Regions from separate parts of the Homo sapiens genome. Here region 2 is linked to region 1. Evidence: chromatin loops called from intact Hi-C (ENCODE). Cell type or tissue: heart left ventricle. All regions are shown on one strand. Links, peaks and the distances in the headings refer to the core of each region. The heading gives the core; the rest is flanking DNA.

Region 1 (5,369 bases), core at 88-5,087:
ACAAATGATGACCCCAGCAAGTCTGGGTGTGTGTGTGGTATATGCATTGGTTTCCCCAGTGGAAATGTGGCAGTGGAGGAAAGGTTGGGTTAGACCTGGGTCCTTAAGCCGTGGTCCATGGTAGATTCCAAAACTACCTGCACAGTCCTGCGTGTGGGACTGTGGTGTGTGTGTATGTATGTCTGTATGGTTTATGTGTGTGTGTGTGTGTATGGTATGTCTGCATGTGTGTGCGTACACATGTGTGTCTCTGTGAGTGTGTATGTGTCTATGTCTGTGGTGTGTGTGGTATGTGTGCATGTGTGTGCCTGATATGTGTGTTTATATGTGGTATGTATATGTGTATACGGTGTGTATGCACATGTATCTCTGTGTGTGCATGTGTGTGTGGTATGTGCATGTGTGTGTGTCCTGTGTCTATATGTGGTGTGCATAGTGTGTATCTCTGTGTGTGGTGTGTGCATGTGTGTGGTGTGTTGTGTGATATGTGACGTGTGTGTGTGGTGTATGTGTCTATATGTGATGTCTCTGTGTGTATATGGTGTACGTGCATGTGTATCTGTGTGTCTGTGTGAGGTGTGTGTCTGTGTGGTATGTCTTTGTGTGTATGAGGTGTGTATGGTATGTGTCTGTGGTGTGTGTGTATGTATGTCTGTGTGATGTGTGTGCATGTGTGTGTGGTGTATGTGGTACGTGTATGTGTGGTGTGTGTGCATGTGTAACTATGGTGTGTATGTGTGTATGGTGTATGTGTGTCTGTGTGTGTGGTGTATGTGTCTACGTGGTATGTGGCTGTGTGGTGTGTGTGCATGTGTAACTGGTGTGTGTGTATGGTGTGTGTGGTGTATGTGTCTTTGTGTGTGTGGTATGTGTGCATGTGTAACTGTATGGTGTGTGTATGGTGTGTGTGTGGTGTATGGTGTGTGTGTGTGTGCGTGGTGTGTGTACATTTGTAACTGTATGGTGTGTGTGTGGTGTATGTGTATTTGTGTGTGTGGTGTGTGTGTGTGGTGTGTGTGTCTGTGTGCAGGTGTATGTGTTTTTGTGTGTGGTATGTGTGCATGTGTAACTGTATGGTGCGTGTGTGTATAGTGTGTGTGTCTGTGTGTGTGGTGTATGTGTCTTTGTGTGGTGTGTGTGTATGTGTAACTGTATGGTGTGTGTATGTGTGTGGTGTGTATGTGTCTGTGTGTGTGGTGTATGTGTCCTTGTGTGTCGTGTGTGTGCATGTGTAACTGGTGTGTGTGTGTATGGTGTGTGTGTGGTGTATGTGTCTTTGTGTGTGTGCATAAATGTTGACATTACATGGGTGTGAGTCCATAGCTTGTTTTAGGTTCTCAAAGGGGTCCATAAACCCCCCTGAATCAGGTGATCTTTAAACTCCCTTTGGCTTCTGATGGAAAGATGCTCATTGTTACCGTGGACAAACATGGCTGAAGCCTCTGCCTTCTTCCAAAGTGCAGCCAGCCTAAACGGGGGTGGGGAGGGGACCACGGCCAGCTTTCCTTCTCGTCGCACTGGGGCAGAAGGAGCCGGGCGCGGTGGGTGGGAGATCTTGGCTGTCTCTGCCTCCCTGGAAGGAGGCGCAGGAGAGTTCCGCATCGAGACTGTCCTCAGCCCGGCATCTCTGTGCCTTGCCTTACATGTCATTAATTCATTCAGCTGTATTTTTTTTTTTTTTTTTTTAACACCAGGCTCACTGGAGCAGTCGCAGTTAATCCTACGTGGATCCTGCCTCCTCTCCCAATCCTGTGGGTGGGACATAAATACCCAGCCAGCCTCAGGGTGTGGGCCGAGGGCTTGAAGAAGTGGCCGCCAGAAGCTTCAGGAGAGCGGAGGAGGGATGGGGTCCTGGCCGAGGTGTGGGGAGGGCAGGGGCAGGCGCCGGAGTGTGCAGAGGCACCCCACTGCCTGCTCCGAGCCTCAGCTTCCTCATCTGTAAGATGGGTGCGTTGAGGAGGAGAGGAGGTGTGTGTGAGCATTTCTCGTGGTGCCTGGTACCGAGTAAGCACCCGTGGTCTGTGGTTGGTAGTGACATGCGTCATCGCACTTAGTTCGCCAGCCTGTGTCATACCTGTTTAGCTGGGATCTGCAAACTAAACCTGCCTTCTTGAACCGAAACCTGCCTTCTTCCTGGACTGCCACACCGACCTCCAAGAGTTGAGAGGATCCCAGAGTGGAACAGAAGTGGCCAGAAAGCCAAGTGTGGCTGGGGAAGGGGGTCACACCCTCCTATGGGAGGAAAGGCTTGGAAACCCAGATGGCTCTGCCTGGAAGGATGGGGCTGAGAAGAGACTGATGTGTAGCAGTGTCTGTGGTCAGTGGCTCTGAAGAAATCCGTCCCAGGCCTTTAGACATCAAGTGCTGCTGTGAGAGGCAGGCTACGAGGACCCAGCTAAGACTGGAGGCTCCTGCAGCTCAGCAGGAAGTCACAGGGGGCGTGGCCAGGCCAGGCAGCTGGGGCCCAGGAGGAGAGATCTGTCAGCCATCCCTGCCAACAACTCAGCAGTGGGCCGGACCCAGTCTGGCAGGGCCAGAACCATCTGGATGTGAGCTCGGGGCAGAGGAGACGCCAGGAGCACCAACGGTGTGACCAGGAGAAGCCACAGTTGTGGAAATGCTGGTTCCTTCTGTAAAAATGCCTACGGGGCAAACACATCAGAATGTCCACTTTGAAAAGGAAGAAGGGGCCAAGAGCCAGTAGGCCCTGCAGGTCCCTCAGGGCTCTCATGTGCCGGCAGCCGAAATGGGATCTGGCCATCCCAAGCAGGAAAGGAATGTACTAGAAGAACGGTGGCAGCCTGGAGAATGGCCTGGAGCTGGGGTCGGGGCATGCAGGTGGTAGTCCCATCACCACCAGTGCAGGAAGGTGCAGGGCAGGACCCAGCTCCTCCCAGGTGAATTCTCCCTGCCCCATCTCCATAGCACTTGCCCAAGATCCAGAGTCCTGGGCAAGAACCTCTGCCTGGCCAAGCCAGAGGACTGGCTCACACACTGTTGAGGAGGGCTGGAAGGCCCCCTAAGACTCATGAGCCAGGGAGACCCCAGATGGGAAGGGCTGGGCTAGCCATCGTGGAGGACGGTCTGTGTTGGGTTTCGCTACAGAGGCTGGGGAAGGGAGTCTCCTCTGGTCATTCTCTACCACCTGTGACACCTGGGTCACTTTCCTCTTTCTTCCTTTGTTTCTGTGTTCATTCGTTCCAGTGTAACCAGCTCTGGCCCAGCCAGGCACTGCTCACCTAGCTGTGGAATCAGAAATAAGACCCTGCCCTCAAGGAACTCCTAGTCCATTCATTCCTTTGTTCATTCATTCAGAAAACACCTGTTGGTCTCCTGGTGCTCCAGGCCACAGGATACAGTGGTAGGTAGAGCATGCGTGGCCCCTTCCCTCTTAGGGTCACACATATATACAGGGCACTTTGGCGGGGCCAGTGGACACAGAAGAGGGAGGGATGTGGTTGTCCTCCTCCACCTTCTTTTTGTCTTTGCTTGGCCGTTCCGTCCAGCCGGTGGCAGCTTACAGGCACTGCCTGGGTCCACTGTGGACCCTCAGAGCCAGTGGAACAACTCACATCCGCGTTATACCAACCTGGTTGTACCTCCTGCTTTTATTTCCTATTGCTGCTGTGACTGCTTGCCCCTAACTTTGTGGTTAAAAGAACACAGATTTAGTCTCTTATGGTTCTGGAGGTCCGAAGTCCAACACAGGTCCCATGGGGCTAAAACGAAGGTGTCAGGACTATGTTCCTTCTGGAGGCTCTCGGGGAGAATTCGTTTCCAGCTTCTAAAGGCTGTCCGCATTCCTTGGCTCATGGCCACATCACTCTGACCTCTGCTTTAGTCTGACTCTGCCCTCCTGCCTCCCTCTTGTGAGTACCCTTGTGATTTCATTGGGCTACCTAGATCATCCCCATCTCAAGACCTTGAACTTGGTCACATCCAGAGTCCCGTTGCCACGCAGGATAACTTAATCACAAGGGATTTAGGATGGAACATGTTTAGGGGGCTTTATTTTCCTTACCACCTCCTTCTCTCTCTGGCCCCCTTGGTGTGTGAGGAAGCACAGGAATGGATGTGGACCAGGCATGCCCTGGAGCCAGCTCATCCCAGCTTGCACCTGCCCACCAGAGCTGATCGTGCCCGTCTCTCCCCAGCTCTGGCCCAGGGGCATCCCCTTGAAGGTGTGGAATCAGCCAAAATGGGATTGTTCACAACACAGAAATCCGCACACGCCGGGATCAGGGCTTGTTGTTCCAGAGAGCCTGATGTTAAGCATTTATCAGCACAGACCTGGCCGTGGCTGCTGACGCTGCTGGCCCCTGTTTGTGGAGTGTTTGCACGTGCCAGGCACCGTGCTGAGGAAGCACTTTTCATGGATTAGCTCATTGTTTGGGATCTTCGCACAGCTCTCCCCGAGCAGGGTGTATTTTGTCATCCTAATGAATAGGAATTGTCACAAGACCAGTAGAGCTTGGGCAGTGCTGATGGGAGGGAGCTCAGCAACAGTCTCTCCAGGGGGCTGTTTCTCCTCCTTGGCCTCCGCAACTCTGGGCAGGGGGCACAGGCTTGGGTCGTCAAGCAACTTGCTGCAGTCACACCACTAGACACGACAGAGCCGAGACTTGAACCTGCACCTGTAAGAGGCTCAGCCCTTGTCGGAGTTCCTGTGTCACACGGAGGGCTTGCCTCCTGCCTGCTTTGCACTTGGGTAGACTCAAGCTCCACCAGCATCAGGGTGGCTGGTGTGGATTCGTGCAGTCCAGGGTTCAAAACTCTGAGTCCCTGAGCTCACTCACCAGAGCCTGAGTCCTCACCACACTTGCTACTGGAATGGATCATTTATGCAAGGCCAGAGATTGCTCCAGACCCTGACCTCGGAGAGCAGCTGATGTTTCGTAGATGACTTGGGGAGCGGGAGGTGGTCACCTGTAGCGTGATCCGGATCTCCTCGAACAAGGGTGAAACAAAGCGGTTACATGCTTGAGTGTGTGTGTGCGCGTTTGTGTGCCTCGAGGCAGAAGGTGGATGTTCGTGCTTGGAGAGAGACTCTAGCCTTCGTCAGACCCCCTGAACCGTCAGAGGCAGGGTCACTTTGGAGAGAGGGTTGTGGGTTCTGGTGGGGAACGCACGCTGCACTTCGGCCCAGCCTGGGGTGGAGGGGTAGCCAATGGGGAACTCAGAATGGTCCGGTGTTGTGGTTTACAGCAGGGGTCAGATTACCTGGGTTCAATTCCTGGCCCCGCACCACATGTCTGTGAACACTCAGGAAAGTTTTTAACTTCCAAAGTCTCAGTTTCCTCATTTGTACCATGAGATGACAGTACCGACTTCACAGGGCTGTCTTGTAAGGACTGAATGAGCCAGTCCAC
Region 2 (5,369 bases), core at 204-5,203, 250 kb before region 1:
ATATTTATTCTAAAACCTGGACAAAGCAACCTGATTTGACCATGGTCAGAAAGGTGAGGACTGCATTTTGTGATAACTAGTCTGTGTACACATTGGATTTTAAACTTAATGTGTCTTCATATCCTGAATAAACCTTTAATATAACTGATGGTGTTAAAAGAATTAACTTTATAGAACTCTCTTTATCGGTAGTTTGCCTTCACTGTCATCAGCCACACACCAAGATAGGAAAGTGAGCGTGTGTGAGAGTTTATCCTGCTTGTGGGCCCTGTGCAGCACCGCTGTGTGTCAAGCTCCACATTTGAGTGTGCAAATGGTGCAGCAGCCACATCTTCCCAACCTATTTTCTTTCTGTCTTTCCCTCTCTTACTCTCTCTCTCTCTTTCCTTTTGTTGTTGAGAGAGGGTCTTACTCTGTTGCCCAGATTAGAGTGCGGTGGCGCCATCTTGGCTCACTGCAACCTCTTTCTGCCTCAAGCAATCCTCCCACCTCAGCCTACTGAATAGCTGGGACTACAGGTGTGCACCACCACACCCAGCTAATTTTTGTTTTTTTAAGTAGAGATAGGGTTTCACTATGTTGCCCCGGCTGGTCTTGAACTCTTAGGCTGAAGCGATCCCCCATCTCTACAAAAAAGTTTTAAATAAAGTTAGCCGGGCACAGTGCTGTGCACCTGTAGTCCCAGCTACCCAGGAGGCTGAGGCGGAAGGATCTGTTGAGCCCAGGAGTTTGAAGCTGCAGTGAACTATGATGGCACCACTGCACTCCAGCCAAGGCAACTGAACGAGACCCTGTCTCTAATAAATAAATAAATAAAAATGAGGCTTTTGAACTTCTTTCAGTTAGTGAAATAGTATCAGTTGGAGTAAGAGCTCCTTTTCTGAAGATTAAGAATATGTGTCTTACTTTGCTCTTCTCATTTTAAAGTCCGGTGTTGTAATACTGAAAAGCACCATCGTTTTACGGTTAGAAATCAAACCCCTTCCTAAATCTCTTTAAGTATGGCCCAGACAGTTTAATATCTGTTCACCTGACCTGAATGAGAAATGTTGCCTCTCCCCCACCATTGTTCTCTGCTTTCAGATCGGCTGCTATGCAGCTATGAAAAAGAAAATCTACGCCATGGGTGGAGGCTCCTACGGAAAGCTTTTTGAGTCTGTAGAGTGTTATGATCCCAGGACCCAGCAGTGGACTGCCATATGTCCACTAAAAGAGAGGAGGTACGTGGCTGTGGGGTGGACTTTGTAGATTCCCTTGCTGTTCACTGGGTCTGGAGCCCCTTACCCTGCCTGGCTTTTGTTCTTTTCTTTCAGAGTAACCTTTTCTTTGACTTGGCATTTCCTGAGAAAGGAAGGCCCACGTAGTAATGCTGCAGAGTTAAACCAGCATAAGAGGAACGCGGGAGTGAGATCTCGCATTGTACAGCTTGTGCCTGATAACGCTGTGTGTGGCCTTTCAGGTTTGGAGCGGTGGCCTGTGGAGTTGCTATGGAGCTGTATGTGTTTGGGGGAGTCCGAAGTCGTGAGGACGCCCAGGGTAGCGAGATGGTAACTTGCAAGTCCGAGTTCTACCATGATGAGTTTAAAAGGTAACTAAGAATGGTTTCACATAGCTACTGCAACTTTTTCTTTGTGCTTTCAGTCGTATTTTAGCTTTGTTTAGTTTTGTTTTCAGTCACTTTATTAAATTATGGATTTAGGAGATAACGTCTCATGCATACTAGATATTTATTCAGTGACTTCACAAGTGCTAGTAACTTAAAATGTCTGCAAATAGAAAATATCTCTAATATGTAGATGAGATCTTGACGCTTAGTTGCTTAAAATCATTTATTGGCTCCCTATAGCTTTTAGGAAAAAGTTTAAAACTCCTTAACTTGTTGGGCATGGTGGCTCACACCTGTAGTCTCAACATTTAGGGAGGTAGAAACTGAAGATTGCTTGAGCCCAGGAGTTAGAGATTTGCCTGGGCCACATAACAAGACCCTGTTCTCCAAAGAAAAATAAATAAACTCCTTAACTTAGCATATATAGCCTTTTGTGATATGGCCTTTGCTTTTTCTGCTACTGACCCAGATACTTTATACCGAGCCACTTTCCCCTGCAAACATGTGTGGTTGTCTCAGCTCTGTTCGTATTGCTGCTACTTGCCTAAAAGCTCCCTTCCCGCTGTCCATCCAGTTAGCTTGGCCTTTTTCAAAACTGCTTAGTTATCAAAACCTAGAGAAAGCCTTCTCATGCCTCCTAGTCTGATTTTTTATCCCTTCATCTATGATTCCATGCCCTCCAGACAAGTCTCTGGGGTTGTAGCTGTTAACTGCAAGCAACTTCAGGGCAAGGTCCACCTTCGTCAGCTCTGTATCCTGGCTTCCAGCATCCTACCTGTCTGTATCAGATGCTTAGTAAAATGTTGATTAAGTGGCTGAGGCTTGATTTCTGAGATTCTTAAAACCTCTGACAAGTGCCACGTATGTCTTGTAGGGTAGATAACATCCTTCTCGATGTCTTCTCTCTTTCCTCACACATTTTATTGTTGTAACCACTGAGCAGTATTCTTATTGCAGTAATATGTTTAAATCCTAAGGGGAAATTGCTGTGCTAAACGTAATTTTATTAGAGTAGTTCAGTCGTGCTACCAGAAGAGGGTGCCATAACATAATGTTTAATTTCATGCTGTTTTAGATGAGGGCACGCAGTGAGCAGTTACAAAGATGCTGCAAATGCATGTAAATGCTGCCTAACATGTATTTTAAATTTAGGGTATTTGCATAGCCTTTTTTTTCAATTACAGGAATAGACTATCTTAGGAAAATTTATTAGAGAGCAGTTTAGAGAATACTTGCTGTGGTAGGGGCAGATTTTCAGACTTCTCTACATTTTTCCTTCCTTGATACATGACTGGGAGGGCTGATTGCCCAAGGGATGAAGTCTTTTTTTTTCTTTCTTTCTTTTTTGGAGACAGTCTCGCTCTGTCGCCCGGGCTAGAGTGCAGTGGCGTGATCTCGGCTTACTGCACCATCTGCCTCCCGGGTTCAAGCGATTCTTCCACCTCGGCCTCCCAAGTAGCTGGGACTACAGGCGCATGCCACCATGCCTGGCTAATTTTTGTATTTTTAGTAGAGGCAGGGTTTCACTATGTTTTCCAGGTTGGTCTCGAACTCCTGACTTAATGATCCGCCCGCCTCAGCCTCTCAAAGTGCTGGGATTACAGGCATGAGCCACCGCACCTGGCCTATCAGGTTGTTACATATTTGTACTGGATAAGCTTTTAATATAACTATCACTTGCTTTAAGTTCATAATAATTAAACGTAAGACTGTGGTTCCTTCTTTGCTGTTTAAAAGCACTTCTCGCCAGGTGCACTGGCTCCAGGCTATAATCCCAACACTTTGGGAGGCCGACGCGGGCAGATCACTTGAGGCCAGGAGTTCAAAACCAGCCCGGCCAACATGGTGAAACCCTGTCTCTACTAAAAGTACAAAAAAAAAAATTAGCCAGGCATAGTGGCACGTGTCTGTAGTCCTGGCTGCTCAGAAGGCTGAGGCATGAGAATTGGTTGAACCCAGGAGGTGGAGTGTGCAGTGAGCCGAGATTGTGTCACTGCACTCCAGCCTGGGCAACAAAGCGAGACCCTGTCTCTAAATAAATAAGAGCACTTCCAAATAAAATTAATGTATATTCAGTTCCTTATTTCTAAGCTCTCTGATGTTTGTAAATAGAATGAAGAAAGCTGTTAATTTATCTTACCAATATAAGATTCTAACATGTTTAGATAACATTAAACACACATATAACACCAAATGCCATGTATTTAATCTTCAAAACAGCACTCTGAAGCGCATGTAGGTACTGTTACTATTCCTATTTTCCATATGAGGAAAGGGTGAGCGGTGTGCCCACAGACACACAAGGAGCAAGAAGCTGAGGTGGGATCTGAACTCAGGCGTTCTGGCCCCAGAGTCCACCTTTTCAACTACCACGCTAGATTGACTTAAAAATATAGGCTTTCCTATAACTATCGATAGAACAAAATAACATGTAGGAGTAGTTTATTTCTTAAAAGATCAGACGCAAATGTGTTATATTGGCATAGTGTGGAAACTGTAGTTGCCGGATGAGCAGTCCATATTTGATTGGAGACCATGTCGATTGTTTTTAAGTAATCTCTTGTCTTTCCTGTCTTTGTTCCCTATTTTTAGGTTAAAACTTTCTGGGAAAAAAGCCATATCTTATTCTTTTCTGTTTTTCTGAATAAAAGCAAAACTGCTTGAAAGGAAAGCAAAGAAATTGCCATAAAGTATTACCAAGCCAGAGCAACAGCTTCATATACCCAGAATGACGGTTTCTCTATTTCTGTTCCTTGTGTCCATATTCTGTTAGTAACACTACTATCCTCCCAGTCATCCATGTTCAAAAAAGGGTCATCTTGGCTGGCACAGTGGCTGACACCTATAATCCCAGAACTCTGGGAGACCCAGGTGGTAGGATCCCTTGAGCCCAGGAGTTCAAGACAACCCTGAGTAACATAGTGAGACCTTGTCTCTATGAATTTTGAAAAAATTCAAAAATGAGCTGAACATGGTAGTCCACGCCTGTGGTCCCAGCTACTTGGAAGGCTGAGGCAGAAGGATCACTTGAGCCTGGGAAGTGGTGGAAGCTGCAGTAGACCATGATCGTGCCACTACACTCCATCCTGAGTGCCAGAGCAAGACCCTGTCTCAGAAAAGGGAATCATCTTGAATTCTGTCTTGTACTTTGCAACTCATCAGTTGCCAGGTCTGGTCCTTTTTTAAATCTTGGTAGCATTTTTCACATTTCCCACCTTCCCTGCCCCGCTGCTACCCTCACAGTTATTCCTGCATCTGTGTAGTGTCATTAGCCTCTGGCCAGCCTTGCCAGTGCAGTTACTTATTTGTGGTTTTGAAAGATGAACCTGACAAAAATCAGCCAGGCATAGTGGCACATACCTTTTTGCTCAGAGTTTTTGATTGCCCTTCTCAGAATTCTTGACTGTTTCCCACTGCTTACTAAACAAAGGTAATAGTTCTTAGCCACCTACTCAGGGTTCTCCATGATTTGAGGTTAAGAAAAAGTTTCACCCTTTTTTAGTATCTTTCTTTCACATATCGTATACTCCAGCTCACTTTTTAAATCCTCTTGTGTTTTACTGCCTCCGTGCATTCGCTTAGCCTAGATGCCCCTCTACTTTAATTTTTTACAGTATATAAGTTAAATTAACTGTTCTTTGAAGTTGAGATCTGTCAGTTTCCTCTTTTGATTCCTGAATATATAACTAGAATAGACATACTTGACAACTGGCAAAATCACCATGCTGGTTCTCTGACACATGGATTGGGAGCCACCATGACA

The links. Hi-C counts contacts between places; a loop is a spot of excess contacts. Peaks named below come from ENCODE experiments on the same cell type or tissue, not always from the same donor. Only the 100,000 strongest peaks of a DNase experiment are listed, where the experiment ranks them.
Region 2: a loop joins it to region 1, with 2.0 times the contacts of the local background. A loop is called at or near these places in 8 of 110 quality-filtered maps.

The regions. Positions count from the first base shown.
Region 1 is chr16:81,614,487-81,619,855 of GRCh38, forward strand. All of the region lies in intron 2 of CMIP (c-Maf inducing protein), which reads left to right. Among named protein-coding and RNA genes, the nearest start is that of MIR6504, 5.8 kb to the left of the region's middle. RefSeq lists enhancers at 1,404-2,247, 2,145-2,294, 2,248-3,090, 2,515-2,584, 4,017-4,617. In heart left ventricle, for the core only: no CTCF peak of the experiment used is centred there; DNase peaks (open chromatin) are centred at 1,545 and 2,465.
Region 2 is chr16:81,363,891-81,369,259 of GRCh38, forward strand. It overlaps GAN (gigaxonin), which reads left to right. Exons shown (of 11, transcript NM_022041.4): 7 at 1-53; 8 at 1,084-1,220; 9 at 1,460-1,588. Among named protein-coding and RNA genes, the nearest start is that of MIR4720, 18 kb to the right of the region's middle. In heart left ventricle, for the core only: a CTCF peak has its summit at 2,648 (motif pointing right); no DNase peak of the experiment used is centred there; H3K27ac peaks cover 1,061 bases.